Regions from separate parts of the Mus musculus genome. Here region 2 is linked to region 1. A link is a loop called in an ENCODE intact Hi-C map of the cell type or tissue named here. Cell type or tissue: left cerebral cortex. All regions are shown on one strand. Links, peaks and the distances in the headings refer to the core of each region. The heading gives the core; the rest is flanking DNA. Region 1 overlaps Rnf220 (ring finger protein 220). Region 2 overlaps Rnf220 (ring finger protein 220).

Region 1 (5,378 bases), core at 291-5,290:
ACATCCTACTGCCTCTTAGCCTTCCCTGTGAAACTCCTTCAAGTTGAAGCTCAAGGGGCCCCGCCCAGCTTTTATTCCCTCTAACAGGTATTTATTATGCAAGGCTGCTCTGACTTGATTTAAATCAAACTCCAAAAAAAAAAAAAAAAAAAAAAAAGCAAGGTCAAATGAGAGTAATACAGGATTAGCTGGCACCTAAATGAGAATCATATACCTGAAAATAAAGCAGAGGCCTTTCTGGGGCTGCTCCTGCTCGCCCTCACCCCACCCCCAGCTCTGTCCCTGCTGCTCTGAGATAGATGCAAAGCTATCAGTCTCAGCCACAAATGGATGTCAGTAGGGAAAGACAGTTCTCATGAGGTGAGCCACAGAAGGCTTACTGAGTTTGCTGTCTCTTGACACCGTACTACAGGGTCCTGTCATCCGGCCCCCCACTTCAGTTCCACACTGACCATGGAACATCGGAAAGGCCAGACGGTTCTATGTGTCTACATAGCTCCCAAATTGCTCCATTACTTCCAGCTTCAACCAGAATCTAGACAAAAACTTTTAAACACACACCCAAAGGAGATAGGTGTAGAACCTGGGTCTCTGAGCACCATACTGTGGGAATGCATATGGAAAGAAGACACTCCACTCTTGAGTTCCCAGAAGGTTAGGAGGAAAAAAGTAAAATCTCAATTATTTTTATGTTATGGGAGTGTTTTACTACCCCCAAGTAATCAGTAAAATAAGTCTGTGTCTGAAGAAAAGATTTCACATATTTCCTGAAAAAAATCTCCCCACCTTTATGGTCATCAAGTGCAAGGCCTAAGTGAGGCCTCCTTCTTGACTTGAGCCTGCATATCTTTAGAATTAGTGTGGTCTTATAGCGCATGCATAGCATGCTAATGGGAACTTCAAAGTCTAGATTGTACCTAGATCCATATATTTGACCTTATCTAAAATGTACAAGCCCTTTGATATGCTTGTCACCACTGCAAGAAACACATACACACACACACACACACACACACACACACACACACACAGAGCCCTCACCTTCCTAATACCAAAACTAAAATGTATTTATTTAAAAAAATAAGTTTAGTCCATTGGGTAAGGCTGGAATGGGATAAATTCCTGCTATTTATCCAGCCTCTACCAGGGTTATCCACTCCATATCCTTAACCTGGAAAAAGTATAATAAACTTCTACTCATTTATCTACTTTAAATTATTATTATTATTATTATTATTATTTTATAGACCAGGCTGGACTTGAACTCACAGAGATCCACCTGCCTCTGCCTCCCTAGGGTTGAGATTAAAGCCAAGCATCATCTTGCCTGACATAAAGTTCTTGCAGAAAAATTTTCTCTTTCCTCCAAAGAGATATTTATCAATCCCCCACCCAGAGCACACACTTTGAAGATAAAAACACGCTCTGTTCAGTCACAAATGCACAACTGAAGTGACACTTTTAAAATTTGTAAGGCACGTTGGCAGCTGAAGAGCAATACATTATCCAGAAGTTTGCAGCTGATCTTTAAGAGGGATAAAAATGGTGCTGAGAACGATTGCAGCGCGTGGGAATATTCAACTCCAAAAATTATGGTTATTTTGGTGTTAAAATTGTGTGGGTTTTATGATGACATGTATCATCACCCCAAATCCCAAGTATTTATAACGAGTAATGCCAACGTGTGGTCTGATATTTATTAACCTAATGCATGTGGTTTATGGGTTAAAACCAAGAAAAAAAATTAAAAATTTCAATTCGATTAAATGAATTAACACTTTCAATCTGGAGTATTCACAGATGTTACATTTTATCTTGTGCTAATATTTATTGAGCCGATGGTGGTGGTTAGTAAAGGGTTAAAAATTTTTTTTAAAAATAAAGATATAATTTTATTTTTCAGTTCTCTTCTAAAGAGGATAGAGGGCAAAGAGCAACTTTGGATTCGGTGTGAGGTTTTGTTTTCTTTGTGAGGTTTTTGTTTTGTTTTCAAACAACAAAAAAGGCGGGGGTGGAGGAGTCTACCAAATAATCAACCTGGGGCCGCTGACCGGAAGGCAGTTCCGGACAACTTCCCGTGGGAAGAGTTCCAGAAATTGCCCTGACTTTAAGGAGTCCCGCTGTGCTGGCTGCGAGCCTCCCAGCGTTTTAGGCGACCGCGGCTGCCTCGCCCAAATACCAGCAATCCTGCAGATTCACCAAGCCCGGACTTGGGAAACACTCCCGGAATATTTTACAGATTCGAAAAGCAAAATTAAGGCGGGAAATTATTTTTGAAACCGAAAGGAGAAGCCTCAAAGCTGTACTACCCAAAGAAAAGCTGGGTTCACATGCCTGTGCACAATCCATCTAGGGTCCCCCACGTCCTCGGCCCCCTCCTGGTTCAGTGCACACCCCACTCCATGGCCACTCGCACGCGCGCGCGGAGTTCCAACCACTCCCTGCACCCGCCTGCACATCTCGCCCGGTCGCTATCATTGCCAAAGAACTGGGTTCTTAGAGCGTCGTGGGCGCGTGGGGACGTGGAGTGCGGGGGTAGGGTGTCGCACGGACCTTCCCCGCACCCTAGAGGCCGCGCGCGGACTTCTCCTGAAGAGCGATGGCGAGGTCATCCGCATCCCTAAAGCGCTTGTGGAACCACCTGGCCACAGGCGCTGCCCATTGGGTGGCCCGGCCTGTGCGCGCGTCCCCGCGCCCTCCCCCACGGTCAATTACCAGCCACCTCGATGCGGGCAGCCAGGCGCTGGCTGGCGGCCGCGAGGAAACGGCAGCCCGGATCGCTTCTGCATGACAATTGACTCTAGGGAGGGCGCTCGGCTAGGAGGGAGGACAGCCCCAGGTCCGCGTCTCACCATGGTGATGAGGCATTCCCTCCGTGAGAGGCGACCGCGGGCGAGGGCCGGGGAGAGCGGCCGCCAGAGCCAGCCCGGGTGCCGGGCGAGCGGCGCGCAGAGCAGAGCCAAGCCAGGCCAGATGGCTCTGTAGCCATCGGGGACTGCTCCGGTTCAGCCCGGCCCCACTTTAGCTGTGCAAACATTTCTTTATCCCAACAAGACAATTAAACCCAGCAGCATGAAAGGGAGTATCCGTGACTGTGTTGGGAGTGAACAAACGGTAACAACCACACACATCACAGGAGTTCTTGCCCCGCGGGAGAAGGGGGTGGGAGGAGAACCCAAAGCAGCTGAGCGCATCACAGGGCTAGATCTGGGCAGGCAGAACCCAGGCAGTCAAGATACAGGCAACCCTCTGACCCCTCTTTCTGGTCAGTGGCTGACCCTTCACACTGGTCATCTGCTCCAGCTGCAGTCCAGAGGTGGAGCCTGGGAACTAATGTTCCCGGCCCACACCAATCCCAGAGCCTTTGGAAAGTATCCGCTTTATCTCGCCTCTATGATGTCAGCTGGCTTTCCAAGCTGCTTTTGGCCTAAGTGGGCTAGGCTGATTGATAAGGTCTTCCATGGCACGTGCCTTTATAAAGGCAAATCTAGAGTGCAGAATACCATCTCCAATCCGGGCTTTTGGGACCTGGGGCTGGCTGACTTTCCAAATATATCAAAGATGAGCATCAAGCAAGACAGGAGCTTCTGGAAGATCTCAAGTTCCCCCGGCCACAGGGAAGACTAAGGGGAGAAGACCAAGGGTAAACACTAATGGGCGCCCCTTCCCGGGGTAAACCAGAAGGCAAAGCCAGCCACAGCTCCACATGGACAGTTCTGATTTCTCTCAGGCCTCCAGTAGCTTGTATGCTAACCAACTCCAATTTGGGGTTAGATAAGAAGGCCAGTCAAAGACAAGTCAGGCAGGGATCTGGGCACAGGGATGGCCTGAAGAAAGCCACCAGGAGAGGCACATGTCAGGCCCCAGAGTACACACTGAGAGAGTAATAAATGTAGGGATTCTACCACCAGGCAGCACGTAAGGACTTACCTTCTCTTTTGCTGTAAAGTTTCCTTAATGAGGAATGTTTATTTTAAAGGCCCTGGGAAACACATCTATAGACACTTCATATGTAACGCACAACATGGGCTATTCGTAATTGGCCCATAAATTTTAGCGTCATTTCCCTGGACAAGGAGCCTTGGGGACTGGTTCAGGGAATGACAATAAATGGGAGTTACCTCAGTCTCCTTCCTGGGGAATTTTGCATCCTTCACGAACAGCTTCTCACAAAACCACGTCTCCCATTTTCCAGGACAAGTAAGTCGGTCCTGCAGCGCACAGGCCTCCTTGCTCCACAGGGCCCAACACCTACCTTGGGGTCACCTGCAAACCCAGGTGGGTGGACAGACAAGCAACAGGAAGTACCCGCTAAAAGAAAGGACACCACCCAAACGGCTATACTTGGGTCTGTTGGTTTTTTTCCTACGCACATTTAATCACAAAAGAAACCCTGCCTATCAGCACAGCAGTTAAGGGCTGAACACGTGTGCATTACAGCATGTCTGCAGGCTTTGAAAGGCATGTGGACATATCTGCATATGGAGGCAAACCAAGAGCAGGGGGTGGCTGCCACAGTAAAAACTGTCAGTGTTTCCATTATAAAAACTGATTTCCAGCAACCTAAAATGCAGTCCGAAAACTTCTCCACCCGGTAAGGAAACTGCACACCCATGCTCACCCCACCCCACCTACCAACCAAACTATACATTCTAGGAAGCCACGTTCCCGCTTAGCACTTGTACTATTATATTTAATTAAGACTTAAAAAAACATTCTATGAAAAAAATTGTCTGACAGAACTGAAAAAAAAAAGCCAACCATATCAGAAATTAATTCTAAATTTTAATAATTACAAGTCTAAAATATACATGACTCAATTTGGCAATGTGAGCACATGCAAACATCCTGTGCCGATGCCCCTCTGAACAGTTGCTCTCCACTCTTCTGGCTTCCCAACCCCCACTGCTGCCCCATCTGCCCCTAGCTCTCGCTCCCTTTGGAAGCAGTCTTGTATACTGTCACTCGATTATCTGAGAAATATTACTTATTTCAAAACGGTTCTGTAGGGAGGACCCGAAAGGCATCTAGTGGGGATAATCAGGCCTCCTAACGGCCCTTAAATATGTATTTACATAAAACAGACCATAAATATTCTGAGACACGCCGGGTGTATGACAGGAGCCAAGAAAGCTGCCACTGACTTTTTCACGGTGCTCTTCTAGGCTTCCTTGAAGAAAACGTCTCTCCTTCCTTCCAAAAGCTCAGAATCAAAAGCATAGGTGTCGGCCACCTGCATAGCCTCTGCCCCTGCACAGGCAGCAGCTATAATACCTAAGGCAAGGAAGGGGAAGGGAGCACGGATCCAGGGCCACCACTGGGGGACAGTCTCCTCTTCACTTGGTGCCTTTGTTTCTGGCTAAAGATTAGTCCTAAAT
Region 2 (5,378 bases), core at 239-5,238, 95 kb before region 1:
TATGTATGTGCACTGCATGTGTAACTGGTGCCAAAAGAGCATAAGATTGCCTGGGACTTGAGTCATTGATGGTTGTGAGCTACCATGTAGGTGTTGGGAACTGCTTCTGGGTCCTCTGCAAGAACAATGAGTGCTCTAAACCACTCAGCCATCTCTCCAGCCTCAGGGTGATTTATTTGTGTGTGGTATTTGCATGTGTGCACACACCTATGAAGGCCAGAAGCAGACACTGGACATCTTCTCTCTATTTCTTGCTAACTTATTTGAAGACAGAGTCTCTCACTGAACCCAGGAGTCACCAATTCAGCGAGCCTGGTTGGTCAGCAAGCCTCAGGGATCCCACAGTCTCATTGCAAGGTGCACTGCCCGGCCCAGCCTATAAACATGATTCTGAGTGGTGGCACCGTATTTCACTAGGTACGTACATTACAAATTATCTAACCATTGCACTGGTATAAACATTTAGGCTGTTGGCAGATTGTTCCAGCTATAAATAATACTAAAATTATTACCTTTATGCATAAGCTTTGACTACATACCAATTATTGCTTTTAAAATAAAGTCTAGCAATAAAATTACTAAAATAAAGGATAGATATTTTAAACCTTTTGTGACATGTTATAAAACTGTTTTTATAAAGGTTTTAATGAATGTGTGCTTTTCACCAACAGGAGATAAGAATACCTGTCTAACTCTACCTTGATTAGCATTAAATTTTATGATTTAAGAAATTATCAATTGATACCCGGGTATGTTGGTGCATGGCTTTAATCCCAGTACTCAAGAGGAAGAGGCAAGTAAATCTCTGTGAGTTCGAGGCCAGCCTGGTCTACAAAGTAAGATCCTGGACTGCCAGGATGTTACACAGAGAAAACTTGTCTCAAACAAACAAACAAACAAACAAACCAAATCAAACCAAACAAGAGAAGAGAGATGGATCCACAGTTAAGAGCAGAGAACCAGGTTCCGTTTCCAGCACCCACATAGTGGCACACAGCAATGGTGGCCCACAACTGTGTGTAGCTCTACTTTCAGGGAACCCCATGTCCTCCTTCTTCTGGCCTATTTGGACAGTGCATGCATACTGTGCACTCATACACATAAAATAAAATTAAAATTGAAATAAATACAACAACAACAACAAAAGAATCTGTTTGTGCATGCTTGCCTTTAATCCCAGCACCAGGAAGGCCAAGATGCACACAAGTCTCCGAGTTTGAGGTCAGTTGGTCTACACAGAGTTCCAGGCCAGCCAGAGCTACGTAGTGAGACCTGCCTCAAAAACAAAAACAAGGGGGCTGGAGAGATGGCTCAGTGGTTAAGAGCACTGACTGCTCTTCCAGAGGTCCAGAGTTCAATTCCCAGCAACCACATGGTGGCTCACAACCATCTGTAATGGGATGAGATGGCCTCTTCTGGTGTATCCGAAGATAGCAACAGTGTAGTCACATAAAATAAATAAATAAATCTTTAAAAAAAATTATCAATTAGTATAGACAAATACTAACTCACGTATTTAATTCATATTACCTATATTAATTTGAAGATTTCATATTTCTTTTACCAACTACCTACTCTTTTTTTGTTTTGTTTTGTTTGTTTGTTTGTCTTGTTGTTGTTGTTGTTGTTTCGAGACAGGGTTTCTCTGTATAGCCCTGGCTGTCCTGGAACTAACTCTGTAGACCAGGCTGGCCTCGAACTCAGAAATCTGCCAGCCTCTGCCTCCCGAGTGCTGGGATTAAAGGCGTGTGCCACTACTGCCTGGCACCTACTCACATCTTAATTTCACTTTAGCTTTCTTATTGATTTGTAAGAAATTTTTACATATTAAGAATGTCAAATGTTTGTCAATGTTTACCACAAATCCTTCACAGGTGATATCTGCCTTCATTTTTTGCTAGTGTGGTTGTCCTTCACTGTTTTACAGATGGCTTTACACTTTGAATTTAACCTTTTAAAACATGTATCTTGGGTTGGCCTTAAATTTATTATTTCACTGAAGATGACCATCTGACCCTCCTGCCTCCACTTCCCAAGTACTGGGATTGCAGGCATGGACCACAATACTCAGTTTATGGGGTGATGAGGACTGCACCCAGCTCTAGGCTAATATCGGGCAAGTACACTGCAAGTGAGCTGTATCCCAGCCCCACACACTTAGCTTTTTAATGCATCTGGAATTTATCTTGATATGAGATTTAAGGAAAGAGACTGTCTTTTTCTCAGTCTCCCTAGATTTTGTTTTATTTTTAGGTTTAAAAAAGAAAAGAGGAAATAAAGGGGAATAAAAGGGAACATTTAGGTGGGGCCAGGTTTCTGCTTATCAGTTTGACGGATGCCATCCAGAGATCTTTGAAGTTACAGACTTGGAGAAACACAGGGATGCTCTGATCATGCTGAGTCCTGGTTGCTCGGCAAGGACGAGAGAGAGAGAGAGAGAGAGAGAGAGAGAGAGAGAGAGAGAGTGAGTTGGCCTGAAGCTCCGGAACCACAGGCACAGATAAGTTCTCCCAGGGTGGACACTGAGAAGCGAGCCTGCCGGCAGATGGCGACAACCCTGGAGGGGACACCACATGGAAGCCAAGTGAAAAGGATGTGAGGGAGCCCAAGTCAGAACCAGAAAAGCTGAGGGAAAAGGGGGTCTGGAGAGCAGATGGATGAGCACACTGCCAGTCAAGTCAGCAAGACAGAACGCAAGCTATGCCGGGCCAAGCGGAATGGGAGGTTGGGGAAACTGAGGCACGGTACGACTGCCTTTGAGCAATACTGTCCGTAAAGTGGAAGAACAAGATGGCGGAAGTAGGAGGCTAAGACAGCAAGGAAGGCCTGAGGCACCTGAGCACAGCTGGCAAGAGGGCAGTTACAAACAGGGGGGTCAAGGAGTGGTGGGCAGCTAGGGTGTGCCTCAGACCTAGAGGTACTGCACAGTGTAAGTACAAGGCTCAAGTCTGAGCTCTGGCACAGGAAGAAAAGCAAAGGCATGAAGGATGGGTGGAAGGGTCATAGCTGTCCAGGCTACAAGTCACTGAAAACTATTGCCAGAGTCAAGGGGAGGGGGATGGGGGGGCAATGACCCCTTTTGACCTTTAGTTCACTTTGAGATCCAGGAAATGAATTTGTCCACAAAGAATGAGGTCAACAGGGGCAAGAAAGTTAAGACTGTTGTTATTGTTATAATAATAATTATTATTACTAAGAGAGAAAGGGCTAAAACTGCTGTTAGAGAAAGTGAAAAACTCAACACAATAGGTGAGAAGCATTCTAGGTCCAGCTGGCGTTGACACCATTGGATGGAGATGCAGCTTCTTAAGCGAGCGAGCATCCCAGGCCATGATAAAAAAAAAAAGCAAAGGCTTCCATGGACCTGGGATCTGAGGGATGAAAAGAGGTGGAACAGAAAGGCAGAAGGGCAAGGCAATTGCATGAAGATGTTCCTTAAAGAGATTGATCAAAGGGCCAAGGTTGGGTAGGAGAGGAAGCGAGGCTAGGAGGAGAATGAGGGGCTTGTTAAATTAGGAACGGTCCAGGGATTGAAGGTCTAGGTGAGGTTACTACGCAGAGCGAGTGGGTGTGAGGGGGTAGGAGGAGGCAAGGCTAGAAGGTTCTGGCTGAAGGCAGGCATTTCTGAATTCAGGGTTTCTAAGGTGGAGGCATTTCATGGAAGACTTCCAGCAAGGGGGTGGGGCTGTGTCTCCGTGGTCCTCTGCTGAAGATGAGTGGCCCCAGAGCAGAAGATCTCAGGCGGTCCAGCTGGGTGTTGGTATTACCTTCATGGAGATTTGTATAACAGAAAGGAGATAGAAGATGGGAGAAGGGAGCGGCAGGACACCAGAGCAAGCGGCCATGTTCATGCTGAACAGAGAGATGCCATCAGTGGATGACACAGCAAGAAGGTGGAGAGGGTCTTTTCGAAGCGATTCACAAGAGCAGCTTGCACGCCAGGGTCAAAGGACAGAGACTTCAGCAGAGGTGACTTCTTAGGGCACTAGTGGCATGCACAGGTACAGGACACTGTCGGGCCAGCCAGGGAGGGGCAGGGGTTTCAAGGCTGTGCTAGCTCGTCTCATTTGTTTGTTGGTTCAATCAGCCTTTCATTCCAGAAGGATCTGACCCACCGTCTGCTGCCCCCTGAGCCCCCCGCTCGGTGTGCTGGATGCGGCTTCCAGAGGCTTGCACCAGGCCTGCAGTCTCTCCCCCCTTTTGCCAAAGGTGCTCCACTCTCTCTCAGCAAGTCCCCCACACCAAAGTCCTGTCACCAAAGCCAGGCAGGCCCTGACACCGGCTGATGGCCAGTAGGGGATCTTCTTGTTACAGCTTTTTCCCCAGAGATAAATAGGCCACAGTAAAAAGGATTGCTACATCCTTTCAATAAAGATTTTTTTTTTCTTTTCCAGACAGCTTGAGAAATGTTTTAAAAGCTTCTCACATTTCCAGCGAAACCCACAGAGAAGAATTTTGCTTGTTATCAGCCCTGGAAGCCTCTGATAGACGGGTGACATTTTTTTCCCTTTTTCTTTCTCTTTTTCTCTTTTCCTTTTTTTTTTTCTCCAGCTGAAGAGAGTCACAGTGTGTTTTATAACTGGCTCTCTGCATTTCAAAAGCTCAACGAGGGCTCTCTGCTAACCCCGATAAGCCTTGGGCTCTTAGCGTCTTAAATACCTCTGACAAGCTATACATTACAGCGCTAATAATTTGCCAAATTTGCGCCCATAATATGATATCTGTAAAACGTCAAGGGCAGTAATGCGATTAGCGGTCTCAAATGAAATATCGAACATTCAGCGTTTAGGTCCTGAATAGGGGGAGAAAGGAAAGGAAATCAATTTCAAAAGCAGGAGGGAAAAAGGCGATAAGCGTGTAATAAAAATAGAGAGAGACAGAGGAGGGTTGCGGAGGAAGAGATGGCCGAGCAAGACATGGGAAGACATATGCCCGACCTGCAGTCATTTTTTTTAGGCAGGTAAGAGGTGTAAAAAACTTTTACAAATTAGTTCAAATATAAAGCTGAGAAATAACATTTGGTCACCACGGCAACCAGGGATAGGTGGCAGGGAGTGTGTGGGGGCTGGGAACTGAGGAAGAGGCTGGCCCAGCCTAGGGACCAGCCCTTCACTCTGCCCCCAACAGCCTGCTTCCATAAAACACAGGAAGTTGAATTACAAGGAGACCGAGGGTGGGCTCTCACCCTGCCCCCACCCACCCGAGGTGGGAGAGTCGTAATGGACTAATTATCTGGCCAGTAGAGAGGGGGTGGGGTGGGGTGGACGGCAGTTCGCGGGAGAGAGGGCCCCGGCTGTCACATACCAAGCTCTAGACTAAATAACAACATCTCACACCTGCAGCTTTATGAGCCCTGGCCAAGAGCGGCTTGAGCAAGC

The links. Peaks named below come from ENCODE experiments on the same cell type or tissue, not always from the same donor. Only the 100,000 strongest peaks of a DNase experiment are listed, where the experiment ranks them.
Region 2: it touches region 1 in a loop (2.0-fold over the local background); 1 of 42 quality-filtered maps calls a loop at or near these places.

The regions. Positions count from the first base shown.
Region 1 is chr4:117,482,013-117,487,390 of GRCm38, forward strand. All of the region lies in intron 2 of Rnf220 (ring finger protein 220), which reads right to left. Among named protein-coding and RNA genes, the nearest start is that of Gm12827, 11 kb to the right of the region's middle. In left cerebral cortex, for the core only: no CTCF peak of the experiment used is centred there; DNase peaks (open chromatin) are centred at 2,269 and 2,841; H3K4me3 peaks cover 1,183 bases; H3K27ac peaks cover 501 bases.
Region 2 is chr4:117,386,951-117,392,328 of GRCm38, forward strand. The region is part of intron 2 of Rnf220 (ring finger protein 220); the gene reads right to left. Among named protein-coding and RNA genes, the nearest start is that of Gm12828, 54 kb to the right of the region's middle. In left cerebral cortex, for the core only: a CTCF peak has its summit at 2,536 (motif pointing right); no DNase peak of the experiment used is centred there; H3K27ac peaks cover 333 bases.